7 separate regions of the Mus musculus genome follow, and regions 1, 2, 3, 5, 6 and 7 are each linked to region 4. Evidence: chromatin loops called from intact Hi-C (ENCODE). Cell type or tissue: heart. All regions are shown on one strand.

The links. Peaks named below come from ENCODE experiments on the same cell type or tissue, not always from the same donor. Only the 100,000 strongest peaks of a DNase experiment are listed, where the experiment ranks them.
Region 1: it touches region 4 in a loop (2.4-fold over the local background); 2 of 42 quality-filtered maps call a loop at or near these places.
Region 2: it touches region 4 in a loop (2.1-fold over the local background); 5 of 42 quality-filtered maps call a loop at or near these places.
Region 3: a loop joins it to region 4, with 6 times the contacts of the local background. A loop is called at or near these places in 3 of 42 quality-filtered maps.
Region 5: it touches region 4 in a loop (7-fold over the local background); 2 of 42 quality-filtered maps call a loop at or near these places.
Region 6: a loop joins it to region 4, with 2.4 times the contacts of the local background. A loop is called at or near these places in 2 of 42 quality-filtered maps.
Region 7: it touches region 4 in a loop (3-fold over the local background); 4 of 42 quality-filtered maps call a loop at or near these places.

Annotation. Positions count from the first base shown.
Region 1 is chr1:10,038,132-10,042,131 of GRCm38, forward strand. It overlaps Cops5 (COP9 signalosome subunit 5), which reads right to left and starts at 28. Exons shown (of 8, transcript NM_013715.2): 1 at 1-28. Cspp1 (centrosome and spindle pole associated protein 1) reads left to right here and starts at 87. Exons shown (of 30, transcript NM_026493.3): 1 at 87-213. In heart, CTCF peaks have their summits at 1,509 (motif pointing right) and 1,708; DNase peaks (open chromatin) are centred at 1,640 and 1,850; H3K4me3 peaks cover 2,781 bases; H3K27ac peaks cover 2,300 bases.
Region 2 is chr1:9,796,602-9,800,601 of GRCm38, forward strand. It overlaps Sgk3 (serum/glucocorticoid regulated kinase 3), which reads left to right and starts at 1,529. Exons shown (of 18, transcript NM_133220.2): 1 at 1,529-1,645. In heart, a CTCF peak has its summit at 1,821; a DNase peak (open chromatin) is centred at 1,560; H3K4me3 peaks cover 2,195 bases; H3K27ac peaks cover 1,668 bases.
Region 3 is chr1:9,942,170-9,946,169 of GRCm38, forward strand. Snhg6 (small nucleolar RNA host gene 6) reads right to left here and starts at 1,949. Exons shown (of 4, transcript NR_024067.2): 1 at 1,851-1,949; 2 at 441-548; 3 at 154-222. Snord87 (small nucleolar RNA, C/D box 87) reads right to left here and starts at 374; the gene lies at 301-374. It also overlaps a transcript of Mcmdc2 not described here. In heart, no CTCF peak of the experiment used is centred here; a DNase peak (open chromatin) is centred at 1,982; H3K4me3 peaks cover 2,501 bases; H3K27ac peaks cover 2,164 bases.
Region 4 is chr1:9,746,003-9,750,002 of GRCm38, forward strand. Vcpip1 (valosin containing protein (p97)/p47 complex interacting protein 1) reads right to left here and starts at 2,380. Exons shown (of 3, transcript NM_173443.3): 1 at 1-2,380. The coding sequence starts at 2,154. 1700034P13Rik (RIKEN cDNA 1700034P13 gene) reads left to right here and starts at 1,646. Exons shown (of 4, transcript NR_040462.1): 1 at 1,646-2,602. In heart, no CTCF peak of the experiment used is centred here; DNase peaks (open chromatin) are centred at 1,799 and 2,469; H3K4me3 peaks cover 2,969 bases; H3K27ac peaks cover 1,591 bases.
Region 5 is chr1:9,543,560-9,547,559 of GRCm38, forward strand. It overlaps Rrs1 (ribosome biogenesis regulator 1), which reads left to right and starts at 1,849. Exons shown (of 1, transcript NM_021511.2): 1 at 1,849-3,896. The coding sequence starts at 1,965. The coding sequence ends at 3,062. In heart, a CTCF peak has its summit at 1,789 (motif pointing left); DNase peaks (open chromatin) are centred at 1,752 and 2,462; H3K4me3 peaks cover 2,934 bases; H3K27ac peaks cover 1,716 bases.
Region 6 is chr1:9,628,396-9,632,395 of GRCm38, forward strand. 2610203C22Rik (RIKEN cDNA 2610203C22 gene) reads right to left here and starts at 2,697. Exons shown (of 5, transcript NR_015470.1): 1 at 2,666-2,697. In heart, no CTCF peak of the experiment used is centred here; DNase peaks (open chromatin) are centred at 1,906, 2,756 and 3,256; H3K27ac peaks cover 536 bases.
Region 7 is chr1:10,227,477-10,231,476 of GRCm38, forward strand. The region is part of intron 1 of Arfgef1 (ADP-ribosylation factor guanine nucleotide-exchange factor 1(brefeldin A-inhibited)); the gene reads right to left. Among named protein-coding and RNA genes, the nearest start is that of Arfgef1, 3.2 kb to the right of the region's middle. In heart, a CTCF peak has its summit at 1,729; a DNase peak (open chromatin) is centred at 1,685; H3K4me3 peaks cover 459 bases; H3K27ac peaks cover 1,089 bases.

The DNA.
Region 1 (4,000 bases), 290 kb after region 4:
TGTGGGAATGGTACAGCCTTTCGCGCCGGAAGGCGGGACTATTGGCCTGCCAGGAAGGAGTCGGCCGGCTCGGCTCGTACTGCGCAGACTCAGATGCCACCATATTGTGTGTAGGAGGAAACTTGAGTTTGGGGAATTATGTTTATGTGAGTGTAGGTGCTTCAAACGAAATAAATTGTTTGGAATACTAAATATCTCTAGAGAAACAGAGGTGTAAGTATCTCCGGATTATTGGTTTTGGAGGGGGAAGATCGCGTGACTCTTTTAAGATAATTTGCGGTGTGTTAAGCCTCCGGGGTTTGTGGTTGGCGTTCCGCTTTTGTGTTTTCGCTACTGTTGCGAGGTGGCAAGCAAAAGTTACCGGTTGCTAAGATTAACTTTTTTAGGGACTTTATAGGGTAACATTTTATACAAGTGTTAGGAGCGGTGAATGCCTTAGGCGCTACTTTTTAAAAAAGGTTTGTCTCAGTGCAGATTTAATCTCCGCAACCTGTGCCTTCCAGCAGTTAATGTGAAATTTGTTTCAGTCGTATTTTTAGGTTTTCTTCCCTCACATTCTCATCCCCAATTGCCCACTAGACTGTAAGTTGAAGGCATGCATGAAATTTGTGTTTTATTTAATTCTAATATATTTAATTTTTTTCGTAACACGGTTCTTAAAGACTTCTCCAGCTTCATCATCTTCTTTTAGCTCCCCCAACCCAGTTTTTCATTCTATTAGAACTTTTTTCCTTGGCTTAGTAATATATTAGTTGTTAGGCATTGCTTGAAATGCACTTCTTGACATTTCTGCTTTAGAGCACACAGATTTTAAAAAGCACAGCTCGGAGATGCCTTTCCTTAACTCTTCGTCAGTAACTGCTCCTTCACAGGAATTCGAAGGCTCTGTAGCTGCTTCACCTGGACCCCGGGGTTTTTGCAGTTCTGGAACTATGTAGTCCAGGCTGGCCTCAAACTCGAGAGCTGCCTGCTTGAGTGCTGGGATTCAAGGCGTGCACCACTACTGCCCGTCTGTATCCTCTTCTAATGCAGGTGCTTTTGCCTGGGCTGCAGGAGACCCTGTTTCAAAAAGTCAAGGAGCTGGGCAAACAAAACAGAGCAAGGACATTGCAACATTCTTCTAATTCCAGTACTTGGGAGGTGGAGAATGGAGAATCAAGAGTTCCAACCCCGCTTTCTCCCTGGACTATTGGAGACAAAATAACGAAACCAAAAATAAAAATAGAATCTTCTTAAAGTATAACTTCGGGCACACTAGGGACATTAGAGTACATTAGTATCTTAAGTTCTTTCTGAGAAGCTTGTGTAAGCTTGTTCCAGTGGTCACAATACACAGCCACTCGAAACATACAGAATAACATGTTGAAATGGTAATGAAAGCCCAGGACAGAGAGTTGACCAGACTGCTGGTGCGGACATTCCTTCTCTCACATCCACACTTCGTGACTGGAGACCGTCCTGGGCTTGGATGGCTGGGATTTAGCCTGGGAGTGGTCACATTTCAGGAATCCCTGGGCGCAGCAGCGGGTGCACCGGGTGGCCTCCGGGGCTGCAGGGGGCGCCCTCGGCCGCGCGGCCTCCGCCAGCAGCCCGAGGGGCGGGGCCGCGCCTGGCCGTTGGTGGAGGGCGGGCGGGGGGCTGGGCCTGGGAGGCGGAGTCCTGAGCGGGCGACCGGTTTTTAGGTCCGCGCCGGAGTCGCCGGAACCACGGACTGTGGAGCCCGCTGGGAGCGTGGCTTCTCGCTGGGAGTAAGTCGGTGGGTAGCGGGTGTGGACGGCTGTGCGAAGAGTCGGCGCCCTGGCGCGGGAGGCCGGCCCGGGTCGCTGTAGCCGGGCGGGGGTTCGAGCCTGCCGGGCGGAGCCGGGAAGCTCCGGGGTGTTGTGGGGGCAGGGCTTGAGGCGCGGGTCGCGAGGCGGTGGCCCGGCTTGGCCCCAGGTGCTGGTCTCGAGGCTGCCGGGCTGGGGGCGGTGCCCTGCACGCGCGCTGCAGACTCCCGGGCGGCCTCTGGGCCCGCCGGTTGCCTGACAACGCGTTGACGCTTTCAGAGGCATCTGCCACCCGCTGCGTCTCTGGAGACCTTAGTGGCTCTCCTGCGCCTTCTCTTCTGCTGGCGCATCGCTGCTAAGCCTCGCAGAGTGCTTGCACCCGGAGGGTTGGTTAATGTTTAACACTTTGCAAGTTAAACTTAATCTTCTCCATATCCCTATGAAATCTGTTGCTTTTCTCTCACTGTGGTTGCTTGATGAGAGAACTTTCTCTGCCTTGATAGTGTATCTTTGTGTGGAATTAGAATCTGGTTTGAAAGAAATACGTACTGTGTGTATGTATATACACACACACACACATATATATATACACACACATACATATATATATGTGTATGATGTGTGTGTGTGTGTATCTTAATTTTCTCTCCTCCTACAGAATCCCAGCTGTCAAACTCCGTCATCATGGCTGCAAGTGTCTACGTTTTGAGCCATTTTTTCCAGACCCAAATCAAGTTTTCATTAAATGTTAGCAGTGAGACTCATCTTTTGAGATATATCTGGCTCTGAAGATAATAAGATTAAGAAGCTAACGTAGAAGTTTTGATAAGACTTAGTTTTCAAACAGTTTGTACAGTGTAAGGTCCTAAAAGCAATCAAAACAATTTTATAGCTGGGTGTGGTGGCACATGCCTTTAATCCCACCACTTTGGAGACAGAGGTAAGCAGATCTCTTGAGTTCTAAGCCAACCAGAGTTATATAGTGAGACCCTGCCTCCAGGGGGGAAAGAAAAGAAAAGAAAAAAAGGCTTTATAGAAAGCCAGTTATTCTAAGAAGCTAAGTTTTATGTGGAAGAATGGCTTGTCATGTTGATAAGCAAAAAAGAGCTCCAAAAAAGTAGGGAGACACTTTTTTTTGTTTTGTTTTGTTTTGCCCCCCCTTTTTTTGTGAACTTGCTGGTGTGAAGTATTTGCTGACGTGCTCCCATAGAGAGGCTCTTTCTCTCTGGAATCTCTGGGATGGCCTGGGAGGGGAGCAGATAGGTTCAGATAAGGCAAACAGGAAAGGATGCTTTCAGGACACCTTTTCTTTAGCAAAATTCAGAGTGATTTGTCCAGATTTGGATGGTACTCATAGTCAAATGCTCATGTATATGCTAAGGAGAAGAAGACTGTGAGACCCTTTCTGGCTAGTTCAATGAGAAACTTCATTTTCCCCTCTGTCTTTTATGCCTGCCCTTGTTCTTGTCTACATCTTATTTCTCCCTGAGCATCTGTCCCTAGTCCTTTTTTCTTGTAGTAGAGTCATTTTTTTTTGCAGGTAGCTGCCTCTTTTTTTTTTTTTTTTTGTTTCATTTTAACCTCATACTATAGGTAAGATTTATTATGAATTTTTAATTAGAATTTAATTAAAATTTTTCCCACTTCCTGATGGCAAAGTTCTGTTCTCTTACACTTTTTCCGAAGTCACCCAGTTCAAGCTCCAGTCATATAATTATTTCCCAGCGCCCTCTTACTAAGAAACTCGGGTTGCCATTATTGTGTGTTCTTGATGCGTCCATACATCAGTGCAGTAGTAGTTCATCTAAATTGTTTAACTACAGTATTGCTCCTAATAGCCTTTGGCAAAAGGTCATTACTGGGGAAAAGGCTATTGGTTAATAGATAGTTTATTGTAGTTACTGTTACCTAAGATGAGTTTCAGAAGTTGTAATAATAATTGGTACTAAGTTACTGTTAGGAGGGAATCCTGACATTTTATCCAGCTTCAGGTCTTCCGCATTCATTCAAGTGAACATTGCCCAGCATTTACTTGTGGGTTATCCCTACCTGTGTTCATTTGACCCCATGTTTGTCCTTGTATCTTAAAGTAGTTACGTTCTGTTTTGATGGAGTATATTGAAGATTGACTGCTTAAACTTGGGATCTTTTCTGCCTGCCTCTGTCCTGAGTAGGGAGTAACTGGGATGGCAAGTACTTACCATTTCTGTCTGTTGAAAACACTTACTTACCGC
Region 2 (4,000 bases), 51 kb after region 4:
CACACACTCACTCACAAGCCCATACCTAACTTCCTCTTAATCAAATGAAGATCATCCTCATTTCTTGTCCATAAATGTTGGTGGGCTCTCGATCTCTCTTCCCCCCTCCCCCGCCCCACGTTCTTTATAGTGGTAAGACAAATTTATCCTGGAAACACTAAAATGGTTTCCATCTGTTTTTTTTTTTTTCCCTAACGTCAAAATGTGGTGATAGTTAGGTATTTATCTTTTAATCGAGAATGATGTCATTCCCTTAGTGTTTATTGACATAAAATTTCCTTTTGTCCAAGAGCATTTCTTCAGTATTATGAATATGGCTTTAATTAGCAGATACACTGATCACTTGTTTTTTTGTCACAGAGAAGATGTGTGCTTTATTGTGTGTATTGCTTTGTAAGCAGATCATAGTGGAACATATAAATGACTGCTGCAATATGTTGGGCTCTATGAACTGTATTTTCTTGTCCATTTCCCAAAGCCATGGAGAATCGCTGTTAAGAAAGTCCTGTGAGAATAATAGGTTTCACAGTATAAAAGAATTTGGGTTCACAACCTATTTTAAGGACAAGGCCATATTGCAGCATGGATAGTACAAATAACTTTTCTTACATTTATTCATGAGGCTAAATCTTCTGAGTATCGTTCTAAAATATAAAGAGTTCTTTGAATTTACGGAACTCACTCATTCATCTCAGTTCCTCTATTTGTTCATAGATTTGTGGCAAATTTTCTGGAACCATATGATTCAAAGGGTAGATTAATGTAAAATATGAAGCATGCCATGCAGACAGAAATCCTTTAAACAGTTGTGTGGGTCTACTTTCACGTGGTATCAGATAAAACCTAAACTACAGTGGTGGTGTGGCTCTCTAGTTCAAAATTTTAACTCTACTCCACAACCATTGAATCGTGTAATTCTTAGTTCCCCATTCACAGAACGGGTTTTTAAAAACGCAGCTTCTGTAGTTAAATGGACAAGCACCAGCAGTAGAGTGTGTTGGGTAGTTTAAAAATAACAAACAAAAATAATCCATAGATCTAAAATGATCAAGAGAAACGCATATTATCTGTACATAGCATCTATCTGCCAATTTGTGAGAGCCCTCGCTCATCCATAAACACTGGTCAAAAAAAAAAAAAAAAATCAATCTGCTGACGTGGGAAAAAGTGTAGAAAACTGCCCAGAAAAAGCTAAAGGAAGCACAGTGGGCTCTCCAGATCGTCCGAATACTTATTTGGCTTCTGCAGCGTCCAGCTTGCAGGAAGCCGCAGCCCCCAGCCCTCTGCCACCGCCCGGGTCCGCTCTGCCGCCCGGGCTCCCGAGTGGGCCAAGGTCACCCTCGCCGCGGACCTCGCGCATCCCGTCAGCTGAGCGCAGGAGTCCGGCGGCGTCTCCTCCTGAACTTTGCACCCCGCGTGACGGGCGAGCGCGGGTAGCCGAGCGGTCCCGCCATCCGCGCGGGTCCCGGCCGACCCCGCCGTCCCCTCGCGCCGCCCGCCCGCCCGCCCGCCGCCCGGCGCTTCGCGGGAGGAGCCGCCGTGACGCGTCAGGGAGGAAACGCCGGCGCCCGGCCGCGCCGCCGGGAAGAAGAAACTGCCAGCGCTCTGGGCTCCGCGCCCGGGCGCCCGGACGCCGCACAGCCGGGTAGGTGCGGGGCGGGTGCGCCGGTCTGCGTGCCGGGGTCCCGGCCGGGCTCTCTCGGGCGCCGGGGTCCCGCCGCGGCCCGGCGCGGTCTTTGTGTGCTCCGGGAGAGCTCAGCGCCGTGGCGTGGGGCTCCCTCGCGCGGGGGAGCGCGGGCGGCTCGCCCGGCCCCCCGAGCGGGGCAGCGGGTGGCGAGGACCCGGGAGCCCACCTGACGCGGGATGGGGTTCTGCGCGGACCCGCCGGGGCGACGGTGTGAAGTGGTCGGCAGGGCTAGATCGCGTCGCCACTCTTTTTCAAGTTCTCAGACTCGAACCCTTCGGTCTGTTTTCGCTCGGTCGATTCTCACGGTTCAAGCACCGACGAATGCCGCCTTAAAGCGCGCTGAGGTTTTCGGTTCTAGGGCGCGCTTAGGGATGGTTCTTTGGACCGGTAGAAAAGAGAAGGGATTCGCCTCTTGAAACAAAGGTCTTTGACTTAATGTTGCACCGAATGCCTGGTTGAACTGCAGTTCTGCAGGCAGAGACTATGCTGGATGCACTTAGGATTCGAGAATAAACACAGAAGAAGAAAGAGAGAGAGAGAGAGGGGGAGAGAGAGAGAGAGAGAGAGAGAGAAAGAGAGAGGAAAACAAAACAACAAAACCCCAAAAACGCCTCTTGGGTAGAGTCTTGCCCTTCTCACTAGATTGTTTACCTAACAGGCCTGGAAAGTGCCTGCTTTATTTAGCAAACACAGCTCATACTATGAACTGCTCTGTTTCCTAAGTGCTTTATAAATATTACCTCAAATTCTTAACTCAAAATGATAAGTTATTTGTGGTTGTAGCCACGAAGAGGCCATGCATACTCTAGTTCCCCAATGTTATAGAAAGAGCTGGAAACATTAGAGGAAGTTTCAGACATATTTTAGGAATGGGTGTGCCTTCTGCCCCCTTAGGCTACCACTCCCTTAAGGCAAGTTCTTACCCTTCATTCCCCGTAGGATTCAGGCGTGGAGAGATGGGACCTGTTGCTGGCAGGTCTCAGGCCAGATCCCATGTAACTTCAGAAAGGTGGACTCTCTGATTCCAAGTCTGACAACTCAGACATCAGAAGTTCCCTTTCTTTACACTGCCACTGGACTGAACCTAGTTTTGTTTTTATAGGGAGCTTTGTTTTCAATATGTTTGACAATTTATATGACGTGGCTCAGATGGGAGCATCAGATTAAACTTGAACTGTGAAACAGAACCCTTTTTGTTTGTAGACATTACCATTAACAGTTTGGTAATTTTTTTTTTTGCGGTTGGTTGTTGCTGGCACTGAATTGGTTGATGAATCCTGTAAGGTGTCCATTTTGTGTCTTGCGGCTTATATATAGAGAGAGGATTTTCCCCCAAAATAAAATGATCTTTTTAAATGAGTGTTTTGGGCCTGGTGCCTAGATGGTAAAGACTGAGAATGGTCAATAAATAATAACAACTGTGGTGATTATAAATGTAATATCAAGATTTTTTTTTATCATACTCACTGCCTCTGTTGGTTCTTTTCCTTCTCATAAATTTCCATTTCCTGGGAGGTAACTAAATGAGTTGGTAAGCCTGATTAATAGGACTGTACGAAGCAAAGGGGCTCTCCCGCCCCAGTACAGCTTCTGTAGATACCGCAGACATGAGTGCTACTCGTGAATTAAATTCAACCTAACATCTAATAATTGTCTTCAGAGAGACCGTGTGAGGTCAGTACATCTCAAAACGCTCTCCCTTTTGTACAAGTAAAGACACCACGGTATCAAACTGTTGGCTTTGCTGTTTGCCTGTTTGCCAAGCTAATGGAGGGTGAGCCCAGGTGGAGAAGGCGCATAAATGGGCGGAGCCTGGCACGTGCAGGCCTGTAATAAATATTTGTGGAATGAATGGCTTCAGAAAGCTTGCTCTTTCAAAACATACATCCCAAAATACCATCGTAATTGATTTGTGCTGAAGAGAGGCCTAACCCAGTGCTTCTCTTATTTCAAACAGTACCTGATGCAGTATTCTCCTTATAAAAAGGACAAAGATACCCTATGGACTAAGGATTTATCATCTCTAGTTTTTGAAAAATAACTTAGTGGTTGTTTTTTCTTTCTTTTTTTCTTGTCAAACACCCTGCCTATTTTTTATTTTATTTTATTTTTGGTCTGGTTTTAAGGGGTGTTAAGTGGGACAAATGCTGTTTGTTCTTGTGCTGAAAGCTTTCTTACATATGTCTCTAAGCACTTGGGTTTATGAGGGAGTTCAAATACAATGATCAAAGGGATTTCTCAGTGTTCTTCTGAAGTGTCTGACATGGCGGTGTGTTTTCTGAAGCTAATTACTTAAGTTTATACTTCTAAAAA
Region 3 (4,000 bases), 200 kb after region 4:
AAAAAAAAAGTCAGAAACCCCAAATCATTTTTCTTCCATCTCAAACTAGGCCCAGGTGTTCACCCTAATGATCTTCAAAACGAACTGGCCCCAGCCCCTCAGTGTTATCAAACAGTATTGAATCCAGATACATGACTGATTAAGCAAACTTACCCAAAACAATAAAGGGTTTTTAGACATCACAGCTCCCAAAGTTGGACATCCACTACAGCCACCTACATGCTGGGGAGAACAAACAGTAACCCATTTTAACAATGGCGTCACATGTTAGTCATTTGCATCATCTATATACTGCTGGCATCTCAGTCTTTTAAGATTCTCTCTTCAAAGAAACACTCAGCTGGGTAAACGGCAAAAACTTAAGTCATCATTGTGCCAGCTATTAAGGCCCTGTTAATCAAACCTCAAAGAAAAAAAAAAACCACACACACAATTTGTACCTTGTTATTGGCAAATGTAGTCCTGGCAGCTTGTTTCAATCACTCTCCATGACAAGTGTTTAGAAAATATTTGTTCAAGCACCTTCAAATGAGCAGGTTTTGTTGCACCTAAAAATTAAAATATTTGTGAACTCTCATTTTACTTCCATGTTTTAATACCTTGCATGAGTGTGCACTGGCTACTTTTATGTCACCTTGACACAAGCTAATCACTGGTGTAGGAAGCTACAATTGTAAAAATGCATCCTTAAGATAGGGCTGTGGACAAGCACGCCTGTAAGGCATTTTCATAATCAGTGACTGGGGTAAGGGGGCAGCCACCTCCCCTGGGCTGGAGGCCCTGTGTTCTCTAAGAACCAAAGCGTAAGCTAATAGCATCCTCCATGGCTTCGGCATCCGCTAACTCCAGGTTCCTGTGGTGCTTCAGTTCCTGTCCCATCATCCGTCCATCACAGACAGAAAAACATTTTACTCACGCCCTTCACTGCCAGTACTAACTTAAAGGACTGAGTACCAAGCCTTGGCTTCTCAGTCTTGGTGCTTGCACGGAAAAGCTTGAGGCATATATGCAATTGTGCAGACCATCACTGGGACATTAGAACAGGAAACGGCATGGCCAGAGTCACAAATCAGAGAATGAATGATTGAACCGATTACTGGTGATGACTTATCACCTGCAAACCGATGAGAAATCCTTAATCATTTTCATATTTGAAACGCTGAGTTTACAGAAATCCAGAGTACCCAATTTGGCTTACAGATACCAACAGTAAAGTATAACATGCAGGCCTGAAATGTAGTGTTCTTTTGTATCCACACGCTTCAGAACTTACCACCACCTTCTTTTGCCAGCATCCCCACCCTGCGTGGCTTTCAAATAGTTTGAAAATTTTGCTCCAACTTTAGATCGTACTTACAGGGTTGATCCATGAATACAAGCTTTTTAGAGTGATGCCAATACTTCAGATCAAACTATTAATCTTTAAAAAAAAAAAAAGCCAAAAAAAAAAAAAAGCCTAAAATTGGCGGTCTTAACATCTTAGAAGCAGTACTTTTCCGCCTCTGTAAAATTTCCTATGGATTACTCACTTAGGAAGCCTGAAACAGACCGCATGGTGGCTTTTCTTGGGGATACAAAGGGGCTCCCGCCAGGGTGCAGGCCCAGATGAAAGCTGCCGCCAGAAGCGGCCGCTTGTGCCCGCACTTCGAAGCGTCCAGAGGAGCAGGCCTTATAACTAATCTCGGTTAAGATTTGGAGACCATTGGGAACGCGCCCCGCCGCTCACAGCGGGCCAAGGGCCACACCGAACCCGGGAGCCATGGGGCCCCCGTACCCGGCTAGAGACGGACGCCGCCAACAAGGAAGCCCTCTCCGCACACACGGGGTTAAGCAGACCGCAGGATTCGCACCTGGAAACGCCCAAGGACACGCCGGGTTCGGCCGCCCGCGGCCTCCGCTGTGCGCCATGCTGCACCGTCTGCTCGCGCTCTACGGCGCTGCCGAGAAAGGAAGTGGCCCAGCGTGCGCGACCCTAAGGCGCTCCTGTAGGCCCCGCCTCTTCCGGCCAGCCCTCTTCTGCGTGCTCGCCTTCACCCCCTCCTCTTCCGGCTCTGTGTTTCTAGTGGGGCGGAGGGAGCAGGTTGTGGGAATTAGTGCGAATACTTCCGCTAGAGCTTTTTAATTGATTTTTCAAGTAATGAATAATGCCTTAAAATAGGACAGTCTCCCAGTCCAGGTCCTTATGTTTGCTGGGTCTTCTACATCCTCACCTACTTCAGTGTTTAAAAACCGTTGGTATTAGAAACTATTTAATTTTTTTTTTCTAAGATGTATTTTATATGTATGGGTGTTTGGCCTGCACGCTAGCCATGTGTGCCTCGCCCGAGAACCTGGTACTGACAGAGTTCAGTAGAGAGTGTCAGATGCCCTGGAACTGGGGTTATATGTGACCCAACTTACAATATGAGTGCTGGGAATCTAACCCTGGGTCCTCTGGATGAACAGTCAGTGTTCTTAACTGCTAAGACATCCCCAGCCCACAGCAGCTCCATTAGAGTTAGTGTTCTGGAAGCAGCAAGCACACGGACACACTCACAGAAAGAGAGATAAAAATTGATTGTCAGAAAAAAAGGAGCGTGCAGGGCGTGGTGGCGCACACCTTTAATCCCAGCACTTATTCCCTTAAATCCCAGGCAGGCGGATTTCTGAGTTCGAGGCCAGCCTGGTCTACAGAGTGAGTTCCAGGTCAGCCAGGGCTACACAGAGAAACCCTGTCTCGAAAAAACCTAAAGAAGAAAGAAAAAAAAAAAAAGAAAGAAAGAAAGAAAAAAAGGAGAAGCTGTTAATGAGTTTGATTTGTAATAGTAATAGAATTTTTCTTAGTCATGAAGTAGTCACCGGGCTGGAGAGACAGCTCAGCTAGTTAAGAGCACTGACTGCTTTTCCAGAGGTCCTGAGTTCAAATCCCTGTAACCACATGGTGGCTCCCAACCATCTGTAATGAGATCCAATGACCTCTTCTGGTGTGTCTGAAGAAAGCTAAAGTGTACTCACATACATAAAAATAAATAAATATATCTTTAAAAAAAAAAGAAAGTAGTCACCTAATGTGTTAGAGTTACTATTGTTGAACTTAATGGTCATGATGAAACACCACAACCAAAAGCAAATTGGGGAGGGAAAGGGCTCATTTGATTTAGCATTCTAAGCCACTATTCATCACTGAAGGAAGTCAAAATAGGAACTCAAGCAGTACAGAAACCAATGCAGAGGTCATGGAGGGGTGAAGCTTACTGGCTTATCTCATGCCTTCTCAGCTTGCGTCTCAGGATCCCTGGCCCAGGGGTATCCTCACCTACAAAGAGCTGGCTTCTCTCTCAGCCTCTGACTTTTTACTCTCCTTGGCCTCAAACTAACTCTGGCGATCTGTTCTCATCTTCTGGCTCCTTCTCATTCTTTGGCTCATCCTGTGCCTTCCTCATTAACCACTAATTAAGAAAATGCCCTATAGGTTTGCATACAGCCTAGTCTTATGTTAGCAGTTTCTCAATTGAGGGACCCTCCTCTATAGCATGTGTCAAACTGACATCAAACTACCCAGCAAAGTTACCTTGTTTGTGAATGTTATGACTGCATTGATTTTCTAGTTTTGATTTTTTTTAATTGGTAGTGTATTGTAGGATATTTGCTCACACAGTGAACTCTAAGATTATGTTATTTAGTTTAAAAAAGAACAAGTTTTTAATTGTGGTGTGGCTCTGCTCTTAGCATATACCTTTATTTCTTCTGGCCTTAATACAGACACGCCCTTAGTACACACCTTGAATCCCAACAAGGAAGATAAAATTAGTTTGTAGAAGGAAGTATCATGTTTAAAAGTGATGTCTAATTGAATGGCAGGCAAAGTGATAAATCAGAGAAAGATTTAATAGAATAGGATACAAGGAAAGCTACTTGAGGGGCAGGCAGAGAAAAGGCCATTTTACTAGGACAGTTATACAGAGACAGATTACAAAGAGAGAACAAGTTACAGAGAGAGAACAGGTGAAGAAAGAATAAG
Region 4 (4,000 bases):
GTTCTGTTGAATAGTTCTTTCAGTTTTACTCATGTTTAATTCTTCCTTATGCAAAGTTTTTGTTTTCTGTCCAGTAAGAATAATTTTAGTTGGTAGCTGCGACTCCAATTCTTGTCCTTGCACATCTCCAACTCTCTGAGCATGAGCACCATCTATATTTACAGGAGTGTAATCGTCCGGATTTTTTTTTGCAGTCTGATGCAATATAGTGTGGACAACTTTCTGAACTAGGATCTCACTCCCAAATTCACCTGGAAAGTGCTTGGTAACAAGTTTCATTGCAACATCATAAACATTACTATTCAAAGATGGATCGCTTTCATACTGAAACCAATATACTGTTTCTCTGACTACTCTTCCTCCCCACTCCAAAGTGATAGGAAAAGCTTCTGGAAGATTGTCATACTCTTTACCTTCCCAAAAATGTTTGAATCCACAACCACATTTGCCACCAGTAGACCTAGAATTAGTTCTGTCTCCATCCAAATACACAATAGAGCCATCTCCTCTGACTCTTCGCACAGATGAGCCATGGCACCAATTACAAGCTGTTAGATTACTCAATCCATAGTCTGGTAGCAGAACATCTTTTACTGGATCATATGAACAAACCAAATTGTTTAAGGGAAAGCTGTAATTTTTGTCAGGCCTCAACTGCCCATGAGTACTTTTTGCCAAGTTATACAGTTTCCCTCCTGGAGCCAACCACTCAGAAGGGACATGAAGTTCAGAAAGGGCACCACAAAGCAAACACTTGTGAAGGCGATTGTCCATTACTGCCTTTTTAGCAGCTGCTGTAACTTCCTCAGGCTGAACTCCTATCACCCCAGTCCTTCTGTAGAAATACTGATGTACATCAGCAACCAAACTAGGATGGATACCATGTTTGTCCATAAAGACTTCTTCCATAGCAGCAACCAGCCTAAGTAAGTACTTATCCTGCAAACTTCTGTCTCCTCCAATAACACAGCCACCATCCTCCTCAAGCTTGATGTACTTTTTAATAAGGTCCTGAGGCACACCCCATGCTTTAGGTAACAAATTCATGGGTAGTTTGGGCAGGGCAGCCCCCTTTATGCCTACCAAGGGAATATAATGGTTTCTACCAGAGCTACTCCACGCAATACAGATTGGCTTGTTCAAATGACCATCTCTCCCAGTGCATTTCTCTGCAGGTATGAGGCCAGGTAGAAAGGTGGCTGAATAATCACCAGAGCTTCTCATGCCGCTGAGGGAATCTAAAAGAATTATGGGACGATGTAACACATTGGCAAGGCCGAATATGTGGATATTCCTCAGGCCTAAGGGGACACCTTCAGGTGGCACAAACAGAGGGTCACATTCATTGATAATGTCCTCCCACTCGGCAGCATCAATAAAGTCATGAAACAGGGCTTGATATCGGGCTAGGTGCTGCTGAAAGTGCTGCTTAAGATTCTCCCTCAGAGCATGCCAGAAGAGCTCTCGGCCTACTAGAGCCCTAGACACAGCATGCACTAGGCAGTGTCCATCCCCATCCACATGCACTGGGATGAGGCATTCTTGACTTTTATTAGCCCGTTTGATATCCTCGAGCGTGTCGTGCAAATACAGGAGGCTTCCGGAGCGGTCCTTGCCATAGCCCACTGTGTTGACGTGCTCTGGTTCGATGAGGAAGGCCCGGTCACCAAGTAACGCGCAATCGAACAGTTCGCCTTGGTTCATGTCCCGGAGAAGCTTGGCCCGGCCCGTTTGTTTGTCCATTCCATAGCGTGCCAATATTGGCGACAATAATTTGCAGTGGTAGTTGGAGAGGCCCATCACCTTTACCAGTTCCGTGTTCTTCTTGGGAGCCCCCGTCACTCCGAGTAGCGCGTTCCGCAGCAGATTGTGCAGCACTACGTCCGGGTCGGTCACCTCCTCCACTCCCAGCAGCTGTTGCTGCTCGTGCCGCTGTCCGCACTCGGTACACTCGATGCTGACAGAACCCGAGGCCGGGAAGAAGAGGCGCGCCTGGCACTTGGGATCCGGGCAACTCCCGGAAAGGATTCTTCGGTCCCTTCGTTTCGAAAGGCCCCCCGGAGAAGCCGCCGCCGCCAGAGACGACGAAGTCTGCGGAGCCTCAGGGGGAGGCGGCGGCGGCGGCAGCGGAGGAGGCGGCGGCGGCTGAGACATCGCTCTCGGCTCTCGCTCGGCGTCCCAAGCGACCCTCAAAGGCACATAGCCAGACCTCCGCCGGCCCGACGAGGTCTAGTCCAGGCCCAGGGCGAATGGCTTTCCTTTTCCTACCAGTTCCTCCTCCTCCTAGGCGAAGGCGGAAGCGCCGGACGTTGTTTCTCTTCTCACTTCTCCACTGCCTTAGCCGTTGCCCCGAACGTAACGGCCACCACCCCACCCCGCACTCACACTCACTCACTCTCGCTCTCTCCCTCAGACACAGACATACACGCCCTCACTGAGACTGCGCAGGCGTAGCTTCTGCTCTGCCCTCTGGGAACCAGAGTCTTCCGGCTCCTCTCTCGCGAAGGAGTGCTAGGCGCTTCCGTCCAGAAAGAACTTCAAATACCGTGATGCAAAGCGACTCGACGCACGCGGGGAGGAGGAAGAGGAAGGCACTCGGAAGGTGGGGGCAGAAAGGAAGTCGATGATTCGCGGAGCTTGTCGGTAGTTGTATTTTTAACTGGATCTCTTTTGTAGTTTGTCCCCCATTCTATGGCCCACGAGAAAGAGTCAGAGAAATCACATTCCTAGGCTGCTGTGGGTAGTGTCCCCCTGCACTTTCCCCTTGCGCAGAAAGGAGTGTGCTTGGGGAAAACAAAAGTGCAAAGGATTGGTGTGGAAGAGGGTCTAAAGTCCACCACCACTGCTAGGAAGTCCGGGTTAAAGGTCCTAAGAACATGGAAGGAGTTTTCTATGAGGCTACTTTTTTTTTTAAGTATATTAATTTTTCAAATACGATGTCATTTTTTTAAAATTACCACTTAGCTAGCAAGTGCCGTAACTGAGCTTCTATCTTATTCGTAGTTATAAGCTGGTAGGTTAATGATGAAAGGTCACAGTTTGAGAATTACTGATCGCCAACTTGTAAGAACACTTTTAAAGAAAACATCCTGTTATTATATTTGTCTTTTTGTATGTCTGTCTGTCTGTCTGTTTATTTGTTTATTTGTTTGTTTGTTTGTGTAGAATTCACTAAATAGACGAGGGTGGCCTCAAATCCACAGAGATCCACCTGCCTCTATCTCCTGAGTGATGGGACTAAAGATGTTTGCCACCAACCTGTCTTCTTTTTTAAGTGTTAAGGAAATTGCTTGTCATCAAATGTTTAAAAAATAAGTTTAAAAGAAAGTTAACGTTGTCTGTTAGCAGTTAGAGATCACAATTATTAAGGTTTTTCTATGCATATATAGTATACAGTTTTACTTTTTTAGCCCAGGCAGACCTCAAACTCCCTATAGTAGAGAATTGACCTTGAACTTTCTGTCTTCTGCCTCCACCTCCCAAATGCCAGGGTCAGAGGTACATACCACTACACCTAGGTTATGCAGTGTTAAGGGCTGAACTTGGAGCTTCATGCATGATAGGCAGGCATTCTACTAACTGAGATATAATCCCAGCCTGCATAATATATAGGAGATTTTCACTTCACTCTATTTTTTAGACTATAATATAATTATATGTCCCTTCCCATTCCTCCTTCCTAACCCTCATATATGCCCCTCCTTGCTCTCTTTCAAATTCGTGGTCTCAACTGATGCATTTTTCAAACTGTATGTGTGTGTGTGTGTGTGTGTGTGTGTGTGTGTAGATCTATAACTGTTCTTTGTGTTAAACACACTCTTTTCTCTGAAATTCAGGATAATTAGGCTCTATGTTTATTTCTGTCCACTTGACAGAAGTGGACAGAAGTTGAAGTTATCTGATTATTATTTTAATTAAAAGTAATGTAAAAATAATAGCTTTTTCATTGCTTACTATGACATAGTCATGTATTTCTAAATACATAAGTACAACCTGTTCA
Region 5 (4,000 bases), 200 kb before region 4:
TACATAGTAGAGAGATGGTCTAGAGAAGCAGATAGAAGAGATCCAGGCTAGGATGAAGTAAGGCCACAGCAGTGGGGAGTGAAAGGGCGCAACATACAGAGACAAGCTATCTAGGCTTTGAACTGATGAGATTTGGATAGGGAAAGTCAAAGATGAATTTGCCATCATCCGAGCAAGTTACTAGACTTGAATGATGACCACATCTCCTGGGACTATTGTCTCTACAGTATTCCCAATGGCAGGGTTCCTTGGGCAGCAAAGACAATGAGGAAGAGGATGAGAGGATGGTGGAAGGAGGAGCAACTTTGGAGGAAGCTTTGTGCTGTGTAGATTTTGACATCTGGTCTAGCACCAAGAGGAAAACAAAGAATTATAGTGGCTCCTGCCTGTAATGCCAGAATTTGGGAGGCAGAGGCAAGGGAATTAATTCCAAGACCATTCTTAGCTATATAGCAAACTTAAACCACATTAAAAACAAAAATGATTTGGATGACTCCATATGCAACTAAGGCTAGCCTTGAACACCTGGCCCTCCTGCCTCTTTCTCTAGAGTGCTGGGATTATACACCATACCCAGTTTAGTCTGCATTTTTTAAATGTCTATTTATGGGGGACGGGGAAGGCAGTGAAGGATGGAGATAACAATGATACCTGTATGAAAGCACCATATTGAAAATAATTACTTTGCATTCTAACCAAAAACTTAGTTTAAAAAATGGAACTGGACACTGGATATTGCATGCCTGAAACACTAATGCTTGAGAGAGAGGTAGGAGAATCAAGAAGTTCTCAGTGGTGGTGCACACCTTTAATCCCAGCACTTGGGAGGCAGAGGAAAGCAGATTTCTGAGTTCGAAGCCAGCCTGGTCTACAGAGTGAGTTCCAGGACAGCCAGGGCTATACAGAGAAACCCTGTCTCAAAAAATAACAAAAAACAAACAAACAAAAAAGAAGTCAAGTTCTCTTTCGATGTACAGGGAGTTCAAGCTCGGCCTCCGGTTCATGTGATCTAAACTAAAAAATAAATAAATCAGTAAAAGTCTACTTATGTGACAAGACAAAAAAACCAACCAAACAAACAAACAAACAAAACACTTTTTTGGATGACATTAGATGAACATGTGCCCATTCTAACACCGGACTGAGGTAAAAACCTATAAAAATAGATGGCAGTAAATAGTAAACTGAGATTTTTAACTCCCTAGGCCACCATGACTACTGAATAAAAACTATTTGGTTTTCACTGGATCTTAGCCTTCCTCCAAGCTTATTAACACATTTACCTTTAAAACACTCCTGGATACTACCAGAGTCTCCATCTTCCACGATTTTTCAGGCCTACACAAATATCACAGGAACAAACAATGGCATGGCCAGAATTGGTGCCCAGGCCACGTACAGACAAACTGCAAGCCCTACTAAGTCGCAAAACAATGCCTAACTTGGACAGGTATCCGTGGGATCTGTCTCCGCTCACACCTAGGGCACAGAGAACGGGCTATAACTCTGGGGAAATAATTTGTCTCGCCCCAAACACCTCTGTAATAGATTTACCCATAGACACTGTGGTGTAGACGCTCCATTCGGAAGCTACAATGCAGGCACTTCCAAGAGTTTGAGCAGCCCGCGTCCTACTGCACTACCTCTGCCCCACAGCATGCTGGGAAACGTAGTCCCAACCAGGTCCTGAGCTGGTTAGCCAACCCTCAGCGCCAGTCGGGCCAACATCCGGTGACGAATCCAAGTCCCGCCTCTAAGCCCATCTGCTGTCCAATGCCGCCCTCTGCCGGTCTTTACCTCCCCGCCTAGCTGTGAGCCGCTTCCAGACAACCCGGAAGTGATCTTTCCTCTTCCGGATTACGGGTCCGGACGTCCGCACGTGGTTGCCGGTTTAGGGTGCTGCTGTAGTGGCGATACGTCCCGCCGCTGTCCCGAAGTGAGGGATCCGAGCCGCAGCGAGAGCCATGGAGGGCCAGCGCGTGGAGGAGCTGCTGGCCAAGGCAGAGCAGGAGGAGGCGGAGAAGCTGCAGCGCATCACGGTGCACAAGGAGCTGGAGCTGGAGTTCGACCTGGGCAACCTGCTGGCTTCGGACCGCAACCCCCCGACCGTGCTGCGCCAGGCCGGGCCGTCGCCGGAGGCCGAGCTGCGGGCCCTGGCGCGGGACAACACGCAGCTGCTCATCAACCAGCTGTGGCGGCTGCCGACCGAGCGCGTGGAGGAGGCGGTGGTCGCGCGCTTGCCGGAGCCCGCCACTCGCCTGCCCCGCGAGAAGCCGCTGCCCCGACCACGGCCGCTCACCCGCTGGCAGCAGTTCGCGCGCCTTAAGGGAATCCGTCCCAAGAAGAAGACCAACCTCGTGTGGGACGAGGCGAGTGGCCAGTGGCGGCGCCGTTGGGGCTACAAGCGCGCCCGGGATGACACTAAAGAATGGCTGATCGAGGTGCCTGGGAGCGCCGACCCCATGGAAGACCAGTTCGCCAAGAGGACTCAGGCCAAGAAAGAACGCGTGGCCAAGAATGAGCTGAACCGTCTGCGGAACCTGGCTCGCGCGCACAAGATGCAGATGCCCAGCTCAGCCGGCCTGCACCCTACTGGACACCAGAGTAAGGAAGAGCTGGGCCGCGCCATGCAAGTGGCCAAGGTTTCCACCGCTTCGGTGGGACGCTTCCAGGAGCGCCTTCCCAAGGAGAAAGCTCCCCGGGGCTCCGGCAAGAAGAGGAAGTTTCAGCCCCTCTTTGGGGACTTCGCAGCCGAGAAAAAGAACCAGTTGGAGCTACTTCGAGTCATGAACAGCAAGAAACCTCGGCTGGACGTGACGAGGGCCACCAACAAGCAGATGAGGGAAGAGGACCAGGAGGAGGCTGCCAAGAGGAGGAAAATGAGCCAGAAAGGCAAGAGGAAAGGGGGCCGGCAAGGACCTTCGGGCAAGAGAAAGGGCGGCCCGCCGGGTCAGGGAGAAAAGAGGAAAGGAGGCTTGGGAAGCAAAAAGCATTCCTGGCCTTCTGCTTTAGCTGGCAAGAAGAAAGGAGTGCCGCCCCAAGGTGGGAAGAGGAGGAAGTAGCGTTCTCCCCTCGGGACCAGTTCTGAAAAGCTGGGACTGTACTAAAAGTTAACTTGGGCGGTATAGGTGGCCGCTGCCCTCAGTGACATTTGACATTAAAAGGACGGGTTTGCCTTCCCTCGAGTCAGTGCTGGACGAGTTAATAGAGACACTGACTGGAAATTGGTGTATTTTGAGAATTATAGAAATGATATAGCCAGAACCAGGAATAAGTTAAGGCCTGCCTTTTTATCTTGACTTTGGATACTGCGTTACAGTAGATTGGTTTCAACATTTTTGCATTATTTTTATAACAAAGCTTGTGTATTTATCAAAGCGGGGAGGGCGGGGGAAAATTATATCTACCTGTGATTTGCAAGTATTGTAAATGGATGCAGGTACCTGGTGTTGCTTTTAACTTTTACTGTCGGTAGAGGTTGCATGTGAAGCCAGTAACCTGGGCACCAATATGGAGTGTGCTTGAGAAAAACAAAGTAGTTACAGTGGTTCTAAAAAAGACCCCTTGTTTTAGGAAAACTTTGGCCCTAACTATAATATTAAAAGTATAGTGCTTTTTGGTGTTGGTTCAGGTGGTGCATTTGGCCAATGGATTGCTTTAAGTCCAGAAATAGTTGTCATTTTGTTTGTAACCGGTGGCTTTTGTTTAATTGGCTTGGGTTTTAGATATTGTCAAAATATCTGGCATTCACTATGGAACCAAGGCTGCCCTGGAACTCAGGGCCAAGTGCTGAGATTATAATCGAGCAGCAGATTTCATGTTTATTTCTGTCCTAGATGTTTTTCCCTGTTTCATTGTCTTATTTTGTTCTTAATAAACTTATCTTTGCATAATTAGTATTTGCATTATTTTTGTAAGTTATTAATAGCAATTCTAGAATTGAGGAAGGGGTGTTTTCTTTAAAGCAAGTTGGTCTGTCAGTTGCTAGCAGTTGGGAATT
Region 6 (4,000 bases), 120 kb before region 4:
CCTATCCCATTTTTAAAGTCTATTTTGAATCACTAAGCTACCTGACTGACCTCAAACTCAAAGTTCTCTTTCACAGGGCTCCCAAATAGCTGGGGTCATGAGCCAGGGCCACTGTCTCAAGCTCTGGGCCAGAAGGCATTTGCCATAAGGCAATTTCCCCTACCAACAGGTGGCTGAGGCCTTGCTGAAAGGGCCTACATTTTCAAGTAGAGCAGGTGTCCCTGGAGTGCTGAGCAAATGCTGACCCATATTTGGAGGCCTACCCACAAAGAAACAAAGTAAGCGTTCTATTCAACCACCTGATCTCCAGGGCTTGATTCACAGAGAGCCACACCTCATCATCCTGTGTCCTGTGTGACACTCCATTGAGCTAAGCCTTCCACCAGCCAGGAAACAGAGAGATTGGCAAAGGGTTGGGGGAACATGAGGGGTTCAGCAGCAGCTCTCACTAAATAGGACGCAGCTATTTGTAACATATTAGATTCTATAGGTAATGCTCCAAGAGCACACATGTTCCCCAGATGCCAACCTTTAGATAAAGACAAGAGGCAGCACAAACTATGCAAATTGTTTCTTGGTACCACCCAGGACTAGCTCAAACCAAATCTAATCAGTGAGAGCAAGCTTGTTTCTCTCTGTTGTCCCCTCAGCTCAGCAACTTTCCATAAACACACACACACACTTTTCAGTTCCCTTCCTTGTTTTCCCCACACCTCTCACCCTTTGACCTCAGTAGGGCCTCAGACCCCAATACTCTGACCAGCCAGGACTGTCATCTCCTCCACCCAAAGTCTTGGGTATCCCGTGCTCTGCACTTCAAACGTGACAACGAGAACTTGAGTGGCTGTAGAACCTCATGCAGATTTCTGAGTTCACTTTCTTCATTGGTTGAAAAAGAAAATATCCTACCTGCCTCCTTGTCCCAGAAATGATTAAACAAAATTACCTGGGCCAATATGCAGCTGATTTGTATTAGTGTGGCTACTCAAGTGAGACTATTGGAGCACTTCCACAGTAGCTAAAAATGCCTGGGACTACCCTGAGCCTCCCTCCATGTTGTCCCTGGTTACTGAGCCCCTCCCTTAGGGTTCTCACCAACTTCTCTGTGGATAATAGTCTTGGGCAATACCCTACAGGCTTGAAGGATGGAAGGCTCCATTAGTATTATGACCAGTATTCATCCTTGCCAGCCATTTGCCCAGGTTCTGCCAGTTCTTAAAAGCTGGACTGTCCTAGAGACAATGCATTAGAATGTACCTGTCTTATAGGCTAAAGTATAGGCCACACAAGCATGAAATGGATCGGAGCAAGAAGGGGTTGCCCTTTACGTTGTTGTGGGTCATATAAACCTTAGGGATTGGAGAGATGAATCTGAGACTCAATTTGAGACTAGAAAGTAAGATTTTAAATTCTTTGCACTCCCACAGCCTAACACCCTTCTGAAGCAAATGTCCTCTATAAAGAAGACAGGAAACTGTTAGCAGGGTCCCCTGCCATTCAGCCCAAGAGCTGTGAACCCCTGACAGTGTAGAAACTGCTGCCAAGTGAGAAGCCGGGTGCCAGACCCCACCTCACAGTGGTGAGCCTCCTTGCTGCCTGAGTTTCTTTGAACCTCTATTTTGCATTCAAATTAAATTACCTACCCGATCTACCTCACCGGCTGATGAAAACTCAACAGAGCCCAAGCCTAACCGGGCTTTGCAAATTGTGAATTGCATTAACATATGGTGTGATAATCCGCCCCATTCAGAAGAAGCAGGGACGGGTGGCGAGCAGTGAGTGATTCAGCCAGCCAGGCAGGAACTGAAAATAGAATCATTTCCTGAGCCAGGGTCCAGGGTTCTCTCTCAGAAGAAGGTGGGCAGGGGAAGGGCTCCAGGGCGGCTGAACACAAGGCTCTCCATTTCCCACTGTAGCATTTGGGCTGATCCTGCAGCCCCAGGTGGTCACCCAGTGTGCCAGGTCAGTCCGGGCCAGTGACCCTTGCTTGGCTCAGAAGCAAGATGTGGGTGGTGACGACTCTTTTGAATTCAAAAGAGTCTACTTGCTGCCAACTGCTGCCTTTGGCCTCCTGCCTGCATTCCCTACCAGCAAAATTAGTCCTCAACTGAAACCTACAAAGTGCATTGGCTTAGGAGACCACAGGCTTTTGTCTGTCTGCTCCAACTCGGAGGAAGAAGGCCCAGCCCTGCTCATTTAGCCTCACTAGACTTCAAACCAGACCCTAGGACTAAAGTGCTCCTGAGGAGTCAGGTCTGATGGGAAGCTTGCTTGGTAAGGTATAACCAGGCAGAGATTTGGTACTTCATAAATAAGCCCTCTGCACCACATTCTTGTTATTCATGCAGGCCAAGTAAAGCAAGACAATAACTCAAGAAACAGTGACCTCACCAGGAAAGCAGGCTATGTAGTCTCACACACAAGCCTCACGGCCATAAATCCAGGAGACTATTCCATGAAAATTCTCTGTCCTTGCAGAGGAGCAGGGACAGTGTGGAGGCAGGGAGGAGAGAGCCCTCTTATCTACAGAGATCTCCCTTTATGCCTCAGAAATGAAAGGACACTTCTCTCTCTCTCTCTCTCTCTCTCTCTCACACACACACACACACACACACACACCCACACACACAGGTGGACCTGTACCCTTGTCACTTTGTAGACATACCAGAAGGAATTCAAAGCTGCTTGTCATCTTCGTCCTCTTCGTTCTCTAGGGCCTGTCCAGGCTCTTGCCAGCAGACTGCTCTGCAGCTGGATGCTATTGTAAACTATGCTTCCGCATCTGTGTCATGCTCTTCCTTAGGAGAGGGCTAAAGATGGAGCTCAGGGGAAGTAGGAAGAGGAAAGATGCTTCCTGTTCTGGCTACTTACTCTCTGCTCTCCCAGCCCAAGGAGGAGTGTAAAAGGCTCTATTCCTAGCCTCTGAATCCTCAGGTTAAAGCTACAGATCTTCTGGGATTCCTCTCTGGGTTCAGTGGACTGTTGCATGTGAAGACAGATAGACAGTTAACAGGCACTGGTGTATGTAGTTTACATGTGGTGGGCTCTGAGCTAAGTGCTTAAAGTACCTCAGCTCATGTGATCCTCCATCCAAGATGGACTTTTATCTTCCCTATAGATGATTAAAAGGTCAGAAAGGCCTTCATGTTCCTGATGAGAGCCGAAATTTCCTTTTAGAAAGAAAACGTTGCTTGTGCCTCCAAAAGGCTGGAAGCCAAGGAAGGAGGCCAAAAAGGGCCCTCAGCCAGCCCATTACTCAGCAGGTAAGCAAGCTAGTTGTGAAAGACAGTGGCTCAGTTGTCATCCCAGTGTCCAGGGCAACAGTACAAACAGTGTACATAACACAGGTCAATGCCCCAGCCTTTCTGACTTAAAAAAAAAAAAATCCCCTGCGGCATGTGGTGAGAGGGGGCAGGGTACAGGGAAAGCAGGTAGGCTTCCTGATGACATGAGAACATACCTCCACCTGGGGATACTTCCAGCCTCTTTGTTGTGCTTTGGCGGTGCTTGTGCAGAAAATAAAACCACTGGCCCAGTTCCCACTTCAGTTATTCTTTGAGTGTGGAGGTGGTCTCCAGAAGGAAGGGGCTCCTCCACCAAGAAACCTGTATTTGTGACAAAGGTTTCAGAAACATGCCATCCCCCCCCCCCACTTCACAATTTAATGCTACACTTTGCAATGCAGATCCTGCCTTCTCTCAAAGAAGACAAAAAGCAAAAGTCATCTAAAAGTAATAGAATTTAGCAGAGTGAGAAGAAATGATCAGGACACAGATCCTAGAAGAAATAAATGGAGAAAGAGATGTGGAAGTTTGAGACAGCAGAAAGAAAACAATGGAAAAAAGAGGAGAATTTAAAGAAGCTCACAGTGAGGGCTATGGGGACAATTCAGCATTGGGGAAAACATGCTGCTCTTGCAGAAGACCCAAGATCTCAGCACCCATATTTTGGGGATTCCACACCCTTTTCCGACTTCATAGGCACTAGGCATGTACTTGGT
Region 7 (4,000 bases), 480 kb after region 4:
TAGGAGAAGGTAAATAAAATTCAGCAGGTTAGGTTGCTTTAGAGAATTTCATGTGCAGTTTAAACTCCCAATGGAAATAAGATTGTATCTGACTGTAACCTGAGCTTACTCTGTCAGCTCAATGTGTGGGTGAAGAGTTTCTCGAGAGACAGCACCCAAGGAGCTAAAGGGTCTGCAACCCTATCGAAGGAACAACATTATGATCTAACCAGTACCCCGGAGCTCTTGACTCTAGCTGCATATGTATCAAAAGATGGCCTAGTCGGCCATCACTGCAAAGAGAGGCCCATTGGACACACAAACTTTATATGCCCCAGTACAGGGGAACGCCAGGGCCAAAAAATGGGAATGAGTAGGTAGGGAAGTGGGGGGGGAGGGTGTGGGGGACTTTTGGGATAGCATTGGAAATGTAATTGAGGAAAATACGTAATAAAAAAAAAAGTTTCTCTAGAGGTTAGGCTTCACAACATTTTATCCATGGCCATTCTGAATAAAGGATCCTTAAAACCAACCTGAAATGTCAAAGTAAAGACCATATACACTGGATCTTTTTTTACTCAAAGATTCAGGCAGCTCAGGTACTGAACACCACCTTTTACTTTAGATAGCAAAGAAGACTTGCTAATTGATTAAAATTGTATCTTAAATGTGTTAGGAAGGTAGGAGGCAGCTCACTGGGAAAAGTGTACTGCACAAACATGAAGCCCTGAATTTGGAGTCCCAGCACCCACACAAAGCCAGGTATGCACAATGACACATATTTGCTACCCCAGTGCTGGGAGGTGAGGGTAGACAGGGGAAGAAAAGAGGCTCACTGCCCTGACAGTCTTACAAAGATGGTAATTTCTAGGTTGAATGGGAAGAAGGCCCTGTCTCAGATGGTGATAAGTAAAAGTACCACAAAACCAGCACCACAGACTTCAGCCTCCACTCATACTCTTTTATTACAGTACCACTTGAAATAAGAACAGGTTAGTGAGGCAGAAGCAAGGGAGTTCTGTAATATTTGCATCATGATATTACATTCTTATTACTGACAAGTTCAAGGTAGCTCACATCCCAACACTCGAGAGGCCAAAGTCACCCTGACTGCTGTATCTGGGTTAGTCTGGTCTGCGTAGCTAGCACCAAGCCAATCAAATCTATCTAGCAAGACCTTGTCTAAGTAAGGAAGTAAGTAAATAAATAAAGTATATATTTCTAGGGTAAATTATATTTATGGGTAACAAACTCATAAGAAAGCTAAGTCAACAGGATAATTTCACAGAATGAGTAACAATAGAAACTCATATTCTGCCTGAGGAAAACTGACTTCTCTTGCGTCCCTGCTGGTCCCCCTGGTCTGTCTTCCTGAAAACCTTCTCTCTCTCTTACTTTGCAACAGTGTCGATTCCAACCATGAACTTTCACTCCAACATCTGTAGTTATTATCACAGCTATCTAAAACCAGAAGTTGACTAGTTTACTTACATCCTAACATCAAAGAAACTCCTGAACCTAGAAGCCTGGCTGGAGGATGTCCCAACAGAACCTCCCCAAAGAGAAACAATGCCACCACCTTCAAGCTCTATCCTGAACAATCTTAAATTCTTTGAAACTAAAAATAGCTCAGCTGTTGTCTCATCTGCCAGCAGATGGCCAGACTATTTTTACTGCAGGATTCTCAAGAGCAGGCATGGATCACACTAAGCTAGGGCAGCAGAGAATCCCTCCATGTTCACTACACAGAACTACAGGGCAGGTACCAAGAGAGGGCAACCTGGAGCTAGCTGTTCCTGGGCTTCCTACTAATTTAACAAGGAAAGGCTCTTTTACAACCATTCTGTAAAATAAAATCTAACATGCTAGAAATTTTAAAATAAGCTTTAAATAATTGTATACCATTTAAAGATTCGTTACTGTTTGTAAACATTGAAAATTCATTTATATAGTATCTTTGAGAGTGGAAAATGTTTTTGCTATGAAACCCAACCAAGAAAGCCTGAAATTCATTCATGGCAATCTATCCTCCTAACTGCTGGCATTACGGGCATCAGTCACTGAACCTGACTTCTACTGTTTGTTTACAAAAAAGTTATATTTTAAGTCAAATAGAGTATTCTTAAGAGTTCATGATAAGCTCTAATTTTATGAGTATTATTTACAGAAAAATTCTTTTAACTGGTTATTATAATAAAGGGGAGATAAACATAACAAATATCAATGATCTGAATTCTACTTGAATGCCAATAAAATTTTTTTCAAACAAAACCAGAAAAGGATTCAAAGTCTGGCATAGCGCATGTTTCCTAGCTTACTGCCCATCTCCTTTCAGCTCCGTGTTAAGTGTTCAACAACATCTAAAGAGAGAATGAATATATATAGAAATATTCACAAGGGTTTTAACAATAGCCACACACACCAGTAGGCACCAGTAATCTCAGTACCTTGGAGGCAGAGGCAGGAGGACTGCCATAAGTTCTATAGTTCAAGGGTAGCCTGGTCTACATAATGAGTTCCAAGTCAGCCAGTGATAGATAGCAGCTATCCCAAACTTAATACTGACAGATGACTGGAAGAAAAAAAAATCAGGGGTTATTTACCATGAGACTGCATACTGAAAATTTACTTTATAGAGAGCTAAATGTAACTTTTATGAAATATGGAAAATGCCTCTTGTTAAAAACAAAAACACCCAAAAAACTTCCTGTAAACAAAGTACTCTGGTACTCGTTAAATGGCAAAAGATTTAAAGAGCACACCATCAAGAATTCCTATGCCTAAAAATGTCAGGGCTGCAGTTAAGGGAGCTACAGACTTTCTGAAGAAATGTAGAGCGGCAAGAATACCAGATGTATCTAGCAGAAGAACGCACTCACATTCACTGAGTCCACTACCCTTAACTGGACTGAGAAAGTCCAAGCACAGTAATACTGAACTGTAACAAAAGATGGACTTAAACCCCAGACTCTCATTTCGATGAGCTGCCAACATACTCATTTTAGTATTTGGAAAGAGAAAAAAAGTACATAAAAACCAGTTTACTTAAAACCTGTAAATGTGTATGCTTTAGCATACTGGAAATACTTTCTGGGTTTGGATATTTTTCAGTTGATAGAATGCTTGCCACTACAAATGAATCCCTGGGTTCCATCCTCTGCATTGCACCTCTAAAACAAGCCGTCATTTGTCTATAATCCCAGAATTCAAAATCAGAGACAGTGGTTTAGGAAAGTTCAAGTTGTCCTCAGCTACAAAGAAATATTAGGCCAGCCTGGGCTACTTGGAACCTGTCTGCATGCCCCCATGCCCCTTGCTTAAAAAAAAAAAAAAAAAAAAAAAAGGAAAAAAAATGGACACACATACTCTAACACAGCAAAGCTTAGTTCTTAAATACTAAAGCTTTAATTTGAATTTCATTTGTTTTTTTACCCTGCCAGGTTACTGAAAACCCTACAGCACACAATAATTTTAAAAGTTCTTAAAACCCTTCCTATCACTCCAATTAATAATGACTTCTTTCAGGACCCAAATATAAATTCAATTTTTGCAACTGTACAATAGTCTTCTCATTCACCTGGAAACGTGTTGTTAGTTACAATAACAAAATGGGAACTTATGACCAATGAAGGGCAAAGGAAGGAACTATTTAAGTCCACTATACTACTACATTAACAACAAAACACCACCAACAAAAAGGACCATTTTTTGGTGGATGTTAAACAAATCCAGTTGATGTTTTTCATATTACTAAGTATTGAGAAAAAAAGGAGGAAGGGCGGCTGTAACATTTGGAGTAAGTTAAATGGTAGTCTTAAGTCAAAACTTAAATGCAAAATTGTCTCTAACCTATCTGGACCCCTTACTTTAGCATAAAGTTAGTTTGTCCCCTTTCAAAAATGTTTTTCAAAAATCACTTTTAACCATTTTCATTTCTTGCAAAGTTGAGCTGCTCTGGTCCAGGGCTATAAACAAAAGGGTAAGCATCACAAATTTATCTGTGTTAAATGTTCTGGCTTCT